2 separate regions of the Homo sapiens genome follow, and region 1 is linked to region 2. Evidence: chromatin contacts called from ENCODE Hi-C or POLR2A ChIA-PET data. All regions are on one chromosome and are shown on one strand. Each heading gives the region's core, a stretch centred on a gene start or an enhancer-like site at or near the end of the contact. The rest is flanking DNA. Distances are from core to core; before and after follow the strand shown. Region 1 overlaps LINC03088 (long intergenic non-protein coding RNA 3088). Region 2 has its middle 27 kb from the start of MIR4472-2.

Region 1 (7,104 bases), core at 2,252-4,751, 240 kb after region 2:
GTTCGGGATGGTTTCCCCGTCTCCGTCCTCAGCCCGTTGGCAGCTAAAAGACCCCCTGGCCTCCATCTCCCAGTGTCTGTGGGTAGAAGCGAAGGGAGGGTGGGAGGAGGGGAACAGTTTTAAAATGAATATATGCATGTGTCTCTCCTGCTAATCACCGGAATGCATTTTCAGGAGAGGTGAGCGGAGGGATTAGCTGCAGGACTCCCATTAATGTTAACTTTATTTCAGTAATGAGGTGCCAAGGCATAGAACAATCACTGTGGCTAACACGGTGTAATCACAGTGATGAGATCCGCATGCTGCGAGGGGAGGGCGAGGGGAGGATCGTCAGGAGAGGGGGGCTGCTCGCTGGTGGGGACGGATGACACAGAAGAGGTGGGGGAGCAGGACGGGAGAGGAAGAGGGAGGAGGAGGCAGGTGACCCTTGGCAAGGGCCGAGTGGGTTAAATGAGGGCCCCTGATAAGGAGGAAATAATGGTAGCAACTCCTCGGTGCTCAGAGTGGATAGCCCGGGAGGAGGACTCTGCTCATTTAATTTAATCCTCATGGCAAAAGGGAGGGCAAGGTGTCATCTCCATTTTATAGATCAGCAAACTGAGTTTGAGAGATGTTAAGTAATTTGCCCGACGTCACAGAGCTGTTGGAAGAACCTCAATTGGAAGTAAGTTTCTCCTAATCACTAAACCTTTCGGGACTGCACCCTGACTACAGAGAGCAGAGATAGCAGGCAAGTGCCGAAGAGCTAAAACAGCAGGGCTGGCAGGAGGAAGACGCGGTTGTGCATGCCCAGCTCGCCTGGAACACCAATGCACGTGCCTGGGTCAGTAGGACTCGGCACTGAACCACAGCTGACCATTTGGGTGTCTTAGCCATGCTGAGAGAAGAGAAGAAAGGAAAGGCGGAAAAATTGCTACATAACCAGATTCCAGGTGCCATCTCTAGCCACAGAGGAAATCATCAATGCATCCACAAACAAAAGTTAGAATGTTCTCTGAATCTCCTGACCACCCTATCCTTCCGTTTGCAAATGCTTGCACCCAAGGGACAGTTAACTCCTAACAGAGGCTAGTGTTTCTCCAAGTGTGAGCTGCAGACACATCCGGGCACCTGTTAAAAACACTGCTTGCTGGGCTCTGCCCCAGACCTGTGCCCAAAGCATTTCCTTCTTTCTTTCTTTCTTTCTTTCTTTTTTTTTTGGGGGGGGGGTGGTGGGGGCGGGACAGAGTCTCTCTCTGTTGCCCAGGCTGGAGGCTGGAGTGCAGTGGCTCGATCTCAGCTCACTGCAACCTACGCCTCCCGGGTTCAAGTGATTCTCCTGCCTCAGCCTCCCGAGTACCTGGGATTATAGGCACACACCACCATGCCTGGCTAATATTTTATATTTTTAGTAGAAATGGGGTTTCCCCATTTTGGCCAGACTGGTCTTGAACCCCTGACCTCAAGTGATCTACCCGCCTCGGCTTCTCAAAGTGCTGGGATTACAGGCGTAAGCCACTGTGTCCAGCCCCAGAGCATTTCTTAGAGCAGTTCCTGGATGAGGTTTCCTGGAGGTTTCCTGAAATTTTCTCTGTATTTGTAAGAACTCGCAGAAAGCAGACATCTATAACCAGCAAAGCACATTCTGTAGGCCAGTCTTGCCCCAACTCCATGACCCCATCACCTCCCCTGGTTGTTCAAAAGTACGAAGTTCATGCCTTCAACACAACACATTTATTGAGCACCTACAATGTGCCAAGCTCTAGTTCAAGCCCTGGAGATAGAGCAAGAATCAAACCTAAGTCCCTGCTTTTGCAAAGCTTGCATTCCAGGGAGCAAGACAAGCAAACAACCAAACCGGGAGGATATCAGGATATCAGAGAGTGCCGTGAGGGAAACGAAAGCGGGAGGAATAGAGCAGTGGTTTTCAATCAGGGCGATGTTGCCCCCCAGGGAACATCTCGAAATGTCTAGAGATACTTTTGGTTGTCATCATCTGGGGAGGGAGGTGCTGGAATGTAGGGGCCAGGGGGGCTGCTAAACACCCTTCAACACACAGGGCAGCCCCCGCAACAAAGAATTATCCAGACCTAAATGTCACTGGTGCCCAGGCTGATAACTCCTGGGCTAGGGAAGACAGAGGACTGCTGTTCAAGGCAGGGGTCAGGGAAGGCCTCCGGTGAGGGACACTTGAGCAAGGACCCAGAGCAGATGAAGGATGTCTGTGGACGGAAGGTCTCAGGCAGAGGGGATGGGGTTGGAGGAGGCGCCCTCACTGCAGGTGGGAGCATGCACGCCTCGAGGGAGAGATCTGGGGGTTTCAGCCTAAGTGTGATGGAGCCTGGGGGTCCCAGCAGGGCCAGAGATGCTCTCACTTAAGCTTCCAAAGGGTTCCTTTGGCTGCTGCAAGGAGAACAGCCTAGGAGGAGCCGAGAGGAGCTGGGGACTAGGTGGGAGGATGCTGGGTCACCTAGGCAAGAAATGTAGGGGCTGGAAGGGGAAGAGGAGCCCCAGGGTGGTAAGGTGTGGTCTGGATCAGAATGTGTCATCCAGGACCGGGCGCAATGGCTCACGCCTGTAATCCCAGCACTTTGGGAGGCCAAGGCGGGCGAATCACTTGAGGTCAGGAGATCGAGACCAGCCTGGCCAACATTCTGAAACCCTGTCTCTACTAAAAATACAAAAATTAGCTGGGCGTGGTGGCAGGTGCCTGTAATCCCAGCTGCTCAGGAGGCTGAGGCAGGAGAATCACTTGAACCCGGGAGGTGGAGGGAGCAGGGAGCCGAGATCATGCCACTGCATTCCAGCCTGGATGACAGAGCAAGACTCTGTCTCAAAAAAAAAAAAAAAAAAAAAAAAAAGACTGCGCCATCCAGGCTGTAGCTTCTAGAAGGGATTTGCTGAGGGATTAGTTGAGGGTGCGAGACAGAAATCAAGAGCCACCTTGGAGCTGACTTTCCATGAGGTCCCTGCTCCAGGTGTGTCCTTGACAAAAGGGACTCCAAGCCCTGCTTCTAACCCTAAGCCAGTGGCTCTCAACTAGTGGCGATTGTGCCCCCCAGAGGACACTGGAGACTAGGCCATGTCTGGAGACATTCGGGGTTGTCATAGCTGGGGATGCTGGCTCCTACCGGCATCTAGGGGGTGGAGAGGTCAGGGATGCTGCTGAACGTCCTGCAGTGCCCAGGACAGCCCCCACCACAGTCACCCAGCCCCGAATGTCACTAGTGCCAAGACTGAGGAATCCTGACCCCTGATTCCCCCTAAACCCTGCCACCTCCTCTCACACGGGGCCTGGCCCCACCAACTTAGCGGGGACTTTGTCAGAGGCCAGAGATTCCAAATCAATGCATCTCAGTGGCTAAGGTCCATATTAACTACATCTCACTTGCTTCTGACAGTGACACAGATCAGATGCTGCTGCTGTCGTGGCTGCCACCACAAGAAACAAGAGTGTTGGAGTGCAAATTCATTATCCAGCTGTTAAGAGCGACAGAGCATGCACACATCTCTCCCCGACCGGGTTATCTGAGAGCCAGCCCTGCTGTATGATTGAGTGGCTGCCAGCCTCCTCTTCTCTGTAACCTTGACACGCCAGAGCCGGGCCTCCAGTGCACAGGCTAAAAATCCTAAAGGCAACGGCGGCGGCAACAAATAGATGGGTTAATTTGTTTCATGCCCCCGTTGTCACCAGGCTCTCGCAGAATAAAACCACCACCACCACCACCACAACCTCCATTTGTGGGGTTTAATACCCCAGCTGCTGGGAATCAGATTCAGCCGGAGGAAGAAAATGTGACGTCGATGCAGAGATCCATTTATTCGGTGATGTTTGCTTAAAAACCGGTTTTTCATCTGCAGGTTATTCTTGCACGCTTGGACCTCAAGCAACACAATATCACATTTCCAGGTGGTATCTTTAAGGAAAGCTAATTAAGACTCTTGGCACTTGTAGGATGAAACATTTTACAATTTTCTTCAAAGCAATTTGCCAACATTAGCTAATTAAAACACCCAGCCTTCCATTGAGGGACAATGGGAAGAGCATACAATTGTCATTTCTGAGCATCTGTTGTACGGATAGAAATCCAAATTCCTGTTGCTTCTACTTGGTCAATGTCCTTCTCTGAAGGTGGCCTTTCATGGTTTTTCTGCAACCTGCATTTAGGAGCATTTAGAAGAAGATTCCAGCTTTTCTAGCACTTAGCCTCTAAAATAAAGAACAACACAGGGAAAGGAGTTTGAGCAATTGAGGCTGGTCTGCTAAGCCAGGGGTTGGCAAACTATGGCCCAAGGGCTAAATCCAGCCCTTGACCTTTCTTTAAAGTTTTATTGGAATACAGCCATGCTCATTGGTTTACATATTGTTTCTGGCTACTCTCAAGCTAAAACAGCAGGGTTAAGTGACTGCTAGAGAAAGTATAAGGCCTAGAAAGCTGGAAATATTTTTACTGTCTGGCCCTTTATGAAAACAGTTTGCAGACCTCTGCATTCAGCGGTCTGTTGCATCTGCCTATGATTTTCCCGCTCTGCAGGCCAAACTACCCCATTCCCAGTTGTTGATTGGACAGCTCTTTTCCCATGGTGTCATTACTGTTATTAAGTGTCTAGGCCCCAAATGAAGGTCTCCAAAGAAGTGTCTCTGGTCAGTAGAAAGGATTTTTTTTCTTTAGATAGAGATAGGGCCTCTCTATGTTAACCAGGCTTATCATGAACTCCTGGCCTCAAGCAATCCTCCCATCTCGGCCTCCCGAAGTGCAGGGATTACAGGCATGAGCCACCATGCCCGGCCCATTAGAAAGGTTATTCAAGGAAAGGGAATTTGAATTTAATCTCTCAGTATAGAAGATAATTTGACAATGTCAAAACCCAATAGAGGCCGGGCACAGTGGCTCACACCTGTAATCCCAGCACTTTGGGAGGCTGAGGCGGGTGGATCACCTGAGGTCAGGAGTTCGAGACCAGCCTGGCCAACATGGTGAAACCCCGTCTCTACTAAAAATATAAGAGTTAGCCAGGCGTGGTGACACATGTCTGTAATCCCAGCTACTTGGGAGGCTGAGGCAGGAAAATCACTTGAACCTAGGAGGCAGAGGTTACAGTGAGCCAAGATCGCACCACTGCACTCCAGCCTGGCAACAGAGTGAGACTCCGTCTCAAAACAAAACCCAATAGAATCTTTCTCCCATTTTACTCCGTTTTCCTAAGGATTGCAAGGTCAGCCTTCTGCTGCAGTTCGTCCAAAACATTTCCCCTTCTCCAGCCGCCACCACCCCGTTTGGAGATTCCGTCTTGGGGAATTCATTCCCCTTTTTTGAGTCCTGCCTTCTGGATAGTTCGAGGACCCTTCAGTTCTCCATGGATGGAGCTCATGGTCACCTGGATGCCTACAACTGGGGAATGAGAGGCCAGGGATCAGGGGTGGGGATGTAATTAATTTCATCTGGGTCCTGGGGTGTCTGAAGGCAGGACCAATGTGACTTTTACCTTCAAGGTTGGCGGAGACATTTCTAGATACCCCTTACCTTCTCCCCCATCTTCCTTAGCACATCCTTATCTGAAGGCAAACCTTTATCTGCTGCATTGTTTATGTGAAGTAGCTTGAAGAATCCTCATTCATCCAGGAGAAACTCCTTTCAAAGGGTGCAGGAAAAACCCTGCAGGTGGTACACCCCCAGAGACACCCCCGCAATAAGGCCACTCTGCAAATCGGGGCCTTCAAGAATGAGTTGGTGAAGGCAGGGGTGGGGATAACCAGACAGAGATGGGGAGACACCCTCCCTACAGCCATAGCAGCCACTGCCATCACGGAATTAGTTCCAGGCTAGTGTGCGTGTCCCACTGACTCATGAATGGCCATGTGCTGGATTAGGATCTTGCAGTGCAGGACAAAATAGGCTTGCGTGGAATCTAACTTACAGAGGACATCTAAATAGGGATTTTAGCTTAGTTCAAATCCCGCTATGTTTTTGGGCTCACTCAGCCACATTGCCCACTAGAAGATTCTGAGAGCAAAAGGACTCAGTAGAAAGCATTTTTGCTAGTCTGAGGGTTACCAAATCATAGCTTCTTGGTTTAGAAGAGAGACTGAAACAAATTTCTGTTGTACACAGTGTGGGCAAAAAACTTTACAGATATTATCTTTTTTTTTCTTTTTTTTTCTTTTTTTTTTTTTTATACTGAGTCTAACTCTCTTGCCCAGACTGGAGTGCAGTGGCATGATCTCGGCTTACTGCAACCTCTGCTTCCCATGTTCAAGCGATTCTCACACCTCAGCCTCCCGAGTAGCTGAGACTACAGGCGTGCACCAACACGCCCAGCTGATTTTTTTGTATTTTTAGGAGAGACAGGGTTTTGTCATGTTGGCCAGGCTGGTCTCAAACGCCTGACCTCAAGTGATCTGCCTGCCTCGGCCTCCCAAAGTTACTGGGAATACAGGCGTGAGCCACCACACCCAGCCTACATATGTTATCTTTTTAATCCCCCCTAAAAACCTGTGGGGGAGGGTATTACGATGCATCTTGGCAATTTTACAAATAAAAATTCCCAGCTTCAGAAGGGTTTAGAATTGGTTTAAAATTATGCCACGTGTAAGGGGCAGAGTTGGATGGAAGCCCAGGTCTGTCTGCTCAAGCCCACTCAGCTCTCTGTGCTGGGTTCCATTCTCCCATGCCACACATACAAGTGTATTCTTAGTATGTTTCTTTCCTTTGCTTTTTTCGTTGAAGAGCTGGGGTCTCACTATGCTGCCCAGACTGGTCTCAAACTCCTGGGCTCAAGTGATCCTCCCACATCAGCCTCCCAAAGTGCTGGGATTACAGGCATGAGCCACCGCCCCTGGCCATCTTCGTATATTTCTTAGTATATTCAGAGTTGCACAGCCATTCTCACAATCAATTCTAGAATATTTTCATTACCTCCCTGAAAGAAATCCCATATCAATTAGCCATCACTCCCCATTTCCCCCAGTCCCTTCAGCCCCAAGCAACCACTAATCTACTTTCTGTCTCTACAGATGTGCCTATATTCCGATTTGCCATTTCTCGTTAAGTGGAATCATAGATGATGTGGCCTTTGTGACTAGCTTCTTGTTTAGGATTTAGCATCAGGCTGCCGAGTTTCATC
Region 2 (6,443 bases), core at 2,037-4,536:
TCTTGCTTTGTTGCCCAGGCTGGAGTGCAGTGATGTTATCGTGGCTCACTGTAGCCTTCGCCTCCCTAGCTCAAGAGATCCTCCCACCTTAGCTTCCAGAATATCTAGGACCACAGCTGCACACCACCATGCTCAGCTGGTTTTTAATTTTTTAAATTAAAATTATTTTAATTTATTTTTTGGTAGAGATGGAGTCTTACTATGTTGCTCAGGCTGGTCTTGAACTCCTGGTCTCAAGCTATCCTCCTGCCTTGGCCTCTTAAAATGCTGGAACTAGAGGTGTAAGCCACCATGCCTGGCCTAGGACTGGAATCTTTCTGGGACTCGGTTCTGACATCCATGAAGTGGGATACAATGCCCACCTTATAGAGCCAGGCCCAGTGGCTCACATCTGTAATCTCAGCACTTTCGGAGGTCAAAACGAACAGATCACTTGAGGTCAGGAGTTTGAGACCAGCCCGGCCAACAAGGTGAAACCCTGTCTCTACTAAAAATTGAAGAATTAGCAGGGCATGGTGGCGGGCGCCTGTAATCCCAGCTACTCAGGAGGCTGAGGCATGAGAATCGCCTGAAACCGGGAGGTGGAGGTTGCAGTGAGCTGAGATCGTGCCACTGCACTCCAGCCTGGGTGACAGAGTGAAACTTGGTCTCAAAACAAAGCAACCAACCAACCACCTTATAGGATGTGGTGAGACTTGTAAAGCAAGGGCAGTCAAGTGCTTGGCCCAGGAATAAATAGACATTAAACCCAGCACTTCTCTAGAATCTGAGATGCCTGGCTCCTGATCTAATGGCCTGCACATCCCCTAATTTCTCATCCAGATGCTTTTTCTGTCACCCAGCTGGCTCTAGCTGAGTTACTGGTGTTCCTACTGAGTCTTCCTTACTCTGATCTGAAAGCCTAAGATATGCATCTTACATAAAAATTAGAATCATGGGGCAGCGTGGCTCATGCCTGTAAGCCCAGCACTTTGAGAGGCCGAGGCGGGCGAATCACAAGGTCAGGAGTTCAAGACCAGTATGGCCAACATTGTGAAATCCCATCTCTACTAAAAATACAAAAATTAGCCGGGCATGGTGATATGCATCTGTAATCCTAGCTACTTGGGAGGCTGAGGCAGGAGAATCACTTGAACCATGGAGGTGGAGGTTGCAGTGAGCCGAAATCATGCCACTGCCCTCCAGCCTGGGTGGCAGAGCGAGATTCTGTCTCAAAAAAAAAAAAAGATTCAAAAAAGATTCACGCATCTGGACATATCACTCAGCATGCAGACTGGAGTCCTCTCTTCTCTCCCACATCCTGGCGTCTCTTCTGTCCTCTGGCACACCATCACTGTTGGCCAGCAAGCTGGGTCTCTCATCTCTTCAGCCTTGTCTCCATCCTAGCTCTGTGTCTCTGGGTCAGTACCAATTATCCATACACACATTCATGCATCCCAGGACAAGGCCAAGCTTCTGTCGGGAACACGGACTCCATTTGAAGTCAGGCAGGTAGGGTGGGGATCTGGCCCTTATACCTGGCTGTGGAACCTTGAGTGTGTTACTCAACCCCTCTTGGCCTCAGTTTCTTTATCTGTAAAGCATGGACAGCCATGTTTACCTGTCAGGGCCACCCTGAGTATGAAATGAACTAACAAATGGGAAGCCAGCATGGTTTAATGAACGTGTTCTCCAGGAAGTAGGGGTCAAAAAACAACCCTCTCTATATATTGCAGCAGTGTAAAGAGCCTTATATGCATTCTTCCCATGTTACAGTGGGGACAGGGGCTCAGAGATGTGAAGTGAGCTTCCCAAGGTCACACAGCAAGTGAGCGGAAGGGCTCTGCGCCTAACTTCCCGTACCACCTCAGGCCAGCTCCTTCTCTACTTGGGGCCTCCGTGTCCCCATCATTGTTCAGATGATCTAGAAGCTCTCGTTCTATTCTTTTTCTTTTTTTTTTTTTTCAGACAGAGTCTCACTCTTGTTGCCCAGGCTGGAGTGCAGTGGTGCGGTCTTGGAACATGGGAGGCAACCTTAGCCTCCCAGGTTCAAGCAATTCTCATGCCTCAGCCTCCCAAATGGCTGGGATTATAGGCACTTGCCACCACGCCTGGCTAATTTTTGTATTTTTAGTAAAGACGGGGTTTCACCATGTTGGCCAGGCTGGTCTTGAACTCCTGACCTCAGGTGATCTGCTGCCTCAGACTCCCAAAGTGCTGGGATTACAGGTGTGAGCCAACATGCCTGGCCTCTCGTTCTCTTCTATATCCAGAGTCCTAACTCCCTCATGGTTCATCTCCTGGGAGGGGCGGGGACGGCTTACCCACCTGTCCTTCACCTGGCCTCCTGACCCACAGGCAGTGCCCCCACATCTGTCCCCAAGGCTTCTCTCCCCTCCCTTCCCTCTCTCCTTCCTGCTGCTTAAGAGCATTATTTGCTTCTTGCAAAATGGCCTTATGCTGGGGAGAGCCCCCTCTGCGTCCTACAGGTATTTCTGCTCTTGGCTGACTTGTTTTCACAGTGCCGATCTGACAGTTCTGCAATGGAAATGAGGGTTTTCTGGCATGGTTGTGGCAGGGTGCGGAAGCTTTACTCAGCTCAGACTCATGACAACGATGATTCCTCATAATAAGCCCTCTCATCTGAGTCAGCTACCCAGGAATTCTATAAAATACGTGGGAAGAGGCCCCTGGTGGGAACTTAGATCCCGACGGTCACTCTTCCTGGTGTGGCTGGTCCTGCCTTAGTTACTGCCACCTCCCTCTGCCCTTCACAGCCAATTCCTACTTCTCCTTCAAGTCTGGTCTAAAATGTCACCTCCTTAGAGAGGCCCTCCCAGATTGCTCATGTAAATAGCCTCTTCCCTCCATTCTCATCCTAGCTTCCTGTTTGCTTCCTTCAGCAGACTTAACCCAAATTACAATTTTACACATTCATGTTATTTGCGGGCTGTTAAGTATTAAAGATTCTGAAAGGGGTGGGGCTGGCGTCACGTTTTTCATTGATCCCTGCCCCAGCTCTGTCAGTGTCTAGCACACAGTAGGTACTCCATGCATTTTCGGTGAATGAATAAAAACATTGTTTGGAGCAGTGAGGGAGGCCCGGGGAAGCTGCTTTTTGGCAGTGAGAACACGCGGAGCTGGAGATCCTCCTGCAGGGAGCTGACTTCATCCTTCTTGTTCCCGTCCCAAACCTTGTCCAGAGGCTACAGGGAGGGAACTGTATGTACAACTATCTTTGCAGCTTTTCAGACTTCCGAACAAGCTGCCTTCCCAAGAAAACACATTACCCAGAGGCTTTTTCTCCCCTCCTGCTCAGACAGGCAGTGGCCCAAGGAACGGCGTTTTGTTTATGATAATAAAGTGGGACCCATGGCAACGCATTGTGATGTCATGGCAGTGTGAGATCATAAATCCTTCCAGGGGAAGAATGAAGCGCAGCGGACACAGTGGCTTCTCAGCCTCCCCTGGCCCAACTGAGGCTGTTGCTAGATATGTTTTTCCTGTATCAGGTGGTTCATTTCTTTTTTTCTTTTTCTTTTTGCCTCTTGATCTTTTTTTTCTTTTGTCCCTAAAGAAAAAAAATTAAAATAAATAAATAAAAGTTTTAAAAAAACTCTGAGTGGAAAGATTTGTCCCAGGAATTTCCTGCTGGCTAATGTCCAGTTCGCAGAGAATGCCAGCAATAATGGGAACAATGCTCACTCGTCCCGGACCTGTGATGAGAAAACTTTCCCAATTCCCCAGTTCCGTGGCTGAAATATGGCAAAGCCTTGGAGAGTTACTGGGCAGCGGACCATGGAGTTTGCAAGGAAAGATGTCCCTTGCTCACACTCTTAGTCTGCCCGTCCACCGTCAACCTTTCTCTCTCTTTTGCTCCTTCTCCATTTCTGTTTCTTCTTGCCACTCTCAATCTGTCTGGCTCTCTCTTACGTGGGTTTTCCGTTGTTTCTCCACCACTCTCCGTTTGTCCCTCTCCAGCTTCGTCTCGATCTCTCTTTCTCAGTCTCAGTCTGTGTTTTTCTTTCTCCACATTTCATTCTCCTGCTGAGTCTGTCTGTCCCTCCCAGGCTCTGTCCTGGTGGTCCTCACTGGTTTTGACTCGCTGTTTCTCTCTTTCCCCACTCACTTTCCTCCTCCCTTCCCTCTGTGCTTATGTTACTGAAGGAAATCACATTTGGAACTCTGAGGACTGAAGAAGGGCAAAGCTGCCCCTGGGGTTTTGTGATCTGCAAGCTGAGTGGCGACGGGTCCCTATTTCCAGGGTGGGTGTTCCGCGAGGCAAACCAGACCCCGACGCAGGATATCTACCCCCATTCAAGGAATATGTTGAGCCTGTGATACAGGAGCTGGAGAGAAGGTCACTGGCCAGTCTGCCAGGGCCTGTAGACTTTCCAGCACTTCTCCCTGCCAGCCCCACCCATGCCTTCTCTGCTACCATCCTCCCCACCCTCAGCACACACTGCAGATGGGGAGGAGAGGCGCTCACTTGGCGGGAGGAGGGAAGGGAGGGGAGTAGGCTCTTCCAATCTTTGGCCACCCCAGGGCCCTTGTTCTGCCTGGAGCCTCCTTTTGACAACCCATATTCTGTTCCGCAACAGCCCCCATACTTAATCTAAATCTGGGTTTTTCAGCCTCAGTCCTATTGACATTCAGTGCTGGATGATTATTTGCTGTGGGGGACTGTCCTGTGTTGTAAGATGTTTAGTGGCATCTCTGGCCTCTATTAGATGCCACCACGAACAACTCCCCTCGCATGGTCACAGCAAAAATGACTCCAGACCAAATGTCCTGTGGGGGTAGCGATGGGGGGTGGGGTTAAAACCACCCCTGGCTGAGAACCACTGGTCTAAACCATCTCTGCTCCTGCTCCTTCCATCCACATTCCTCCCTGTTACTCTCATTTTCTCTCTTGCTAAAACCCTCCATGGCTCCCTATTATTATTAGTAGTAGTAGTAGTAGCAGTACCATGAATATCATAGCAAACACCTATATAGGGCTTTCTGTGTGCCAGGGATTTGGCCATGTGCTTTGTGTATATATTAACTAATTTCCTAGCCCCTATCTCACGGGGCTGTTGTGAGGTTGATCATGAGAAAGCAACATAGCACCTAGCCCAGTGCTAAGAGGTTGTTATTACTACGAGTCTGTGGGTCTTAGTGTCCCTAAGCCACACCCTGTCATGCCACTATGCTTTTGCACCTACCTTTCCCACTGCCTGGACCTACTTTGCCCCCTTTCTCCACTTGGTGCCCTTCTCCCCCACTGGGACCTGCTTCCCATCTGAGTGGCTCTCCCAAGACTTTCCTCTGGGCCTAGAGCACCCTGGGCCCCTCCACTGGAGGCTCCTATCTCCAGTTCAGCAGACTGACCAGGAGCTGGAGGTGGTACAGGGGCGATGGTTTATTCAGGGGTACTGGGTCTGGAGGTTCTTCTTGTTCTTTCTTTTTTTTTTTTTGATACAGTGTCTTACTCTGTTGCCTGTCGCCTAGGCTGGAGTGCAGTGGCATGATCTCAGCTCACTGCAACCTCCATCTCCTGGGTTCAAGGGATTCTCCTGCCTCAGCCTCCCAAGTAGCTGGGACTACAGGCGCCTGCCGCCAGCCCAGCTAATTTTTGTATTTTTAGTAGAGGTGGGGTTTCACCATGTTAGCCAGGCTGGTCTCGAACTGCTGACCTAAAGTGATCTAATAATAATAATATGGAGTCATGGAGGGTTTTAGCAAGAAAGAAAATGAGAGTAACAGGAGGAACGTGGATGGAAGGAATAGGAGCAGAGATGGTTTAGACCAGTGGTTCTCAGCCAGGGGTGGTTTTAACCCCCATCCCCCACAGCTACCCCTGCAGGACATTTGGCCACACCTGCAGTCATTTTTGTGTAGGTCTGAGGTTGAAAAACCCAGGTTTAGATTAAGTATTGGGGCTGCTGCAGAACAGAATCCGGCCTGGGTCTGCAGGTTATAATGAATAAGGGCGAGTACCTTTGGTGGGAAACCTAAGAATGATGAGGGCAGAAATAAGCATCAAAGTCCCACCATACCCTCCATCCCCCCAGCCCCCCCACCCCCCATACCCCCATCCCCACCTCGGTCTCAGGGCTACACCTATCCTCTATACTGTCTCCCTGGTGCCATGTGACCCAAACCCGGCCAATGAGATGAAGCCACGCCCCTGGTCACAGTCAATGGCTTGTGGCTGTGCACGTGACTTCACTTGGTCCAGTGACATTTTTGGACACGAGGTGGGGTTAAAGGTGAACCTGGGTGCGGCTCCCTGCAGTGGTCCTGTCGGGAATCAATGTCAAGAAAGCTGGGACTGAGATGGAGCTGGAGGCTGGAGGCCGCTATTTGAGGCCTGTGGGCAGGCGGTGCCGGAAGTTCTGCCTTGGGCTCCCCACCTCCGGGGCCCTGAGTCCGTCTGTTTCCCTGAAGCTGTTGGGAGTTGGTTTTCTTCCTTCTCCCTC

Evidence for each region. A loop is a pair of places that touch in the nucleus more often than their neighbours do. ChIA-PET counts read pairs that join two places held with the same protein, here RNA polymerase II (POLR2A). Pooled maps may share reads with other maps.
Region 1: a map of heart right ventricle shows a loop between it and region 2 (2.4-fold over the local background). The contact joins two enhancer-like sites. A Hi-C loop is called at or near these places in 2 of 168 maps with a recorded cell type or tissue (Right ventricle myocardium inferior and heart right ventricle) and 2 of 50 pooled maps. POLR2A ChIA-PET finds 5 or more read pairs at or near these places in 1 of 52 experiments (activated CD4-positive, alpha-beta T cell).

Annotation. Positions count from the first base shown.
Region 1 is chr12:116,694,475-116,701,578 of GRCh38, forward strand. It overlaps LINC03088 (long intergenic non-protein coding RNA 3088), which reads left to right. Exons shown (of 2, transcript XR_007063473.1): 2 at 3,381-3,705. Among named protein-coding and RNA genes, the nearest start is that of LINC03088, 36 kb to the left of the region's middle. Within about 2 kb of position 3,502, at least 4 of the 41 ENCODE cell types and tissues checked have a DNase peak (open chromatin) inside an H3K27ac peak, as active enhancers do.
Region 2 is chr12:116,452,490-116,458,932 of GRCh38, forward strand. No RefSeq gene overlaps it. Among named protein-coding and RNA genes, the nearest start is that of MIR4472-2, 27 kb to the left of the region's middle. RefSeq lists enhancers at 2,156-2,694, 4,415-4,914. Within about 2 kb of position 3,287, at least 29 of the 41 ENCODE cell types and tissues checked have a DNase peak (open chromatin) inside an H3K27ac peak, as active enhancers do.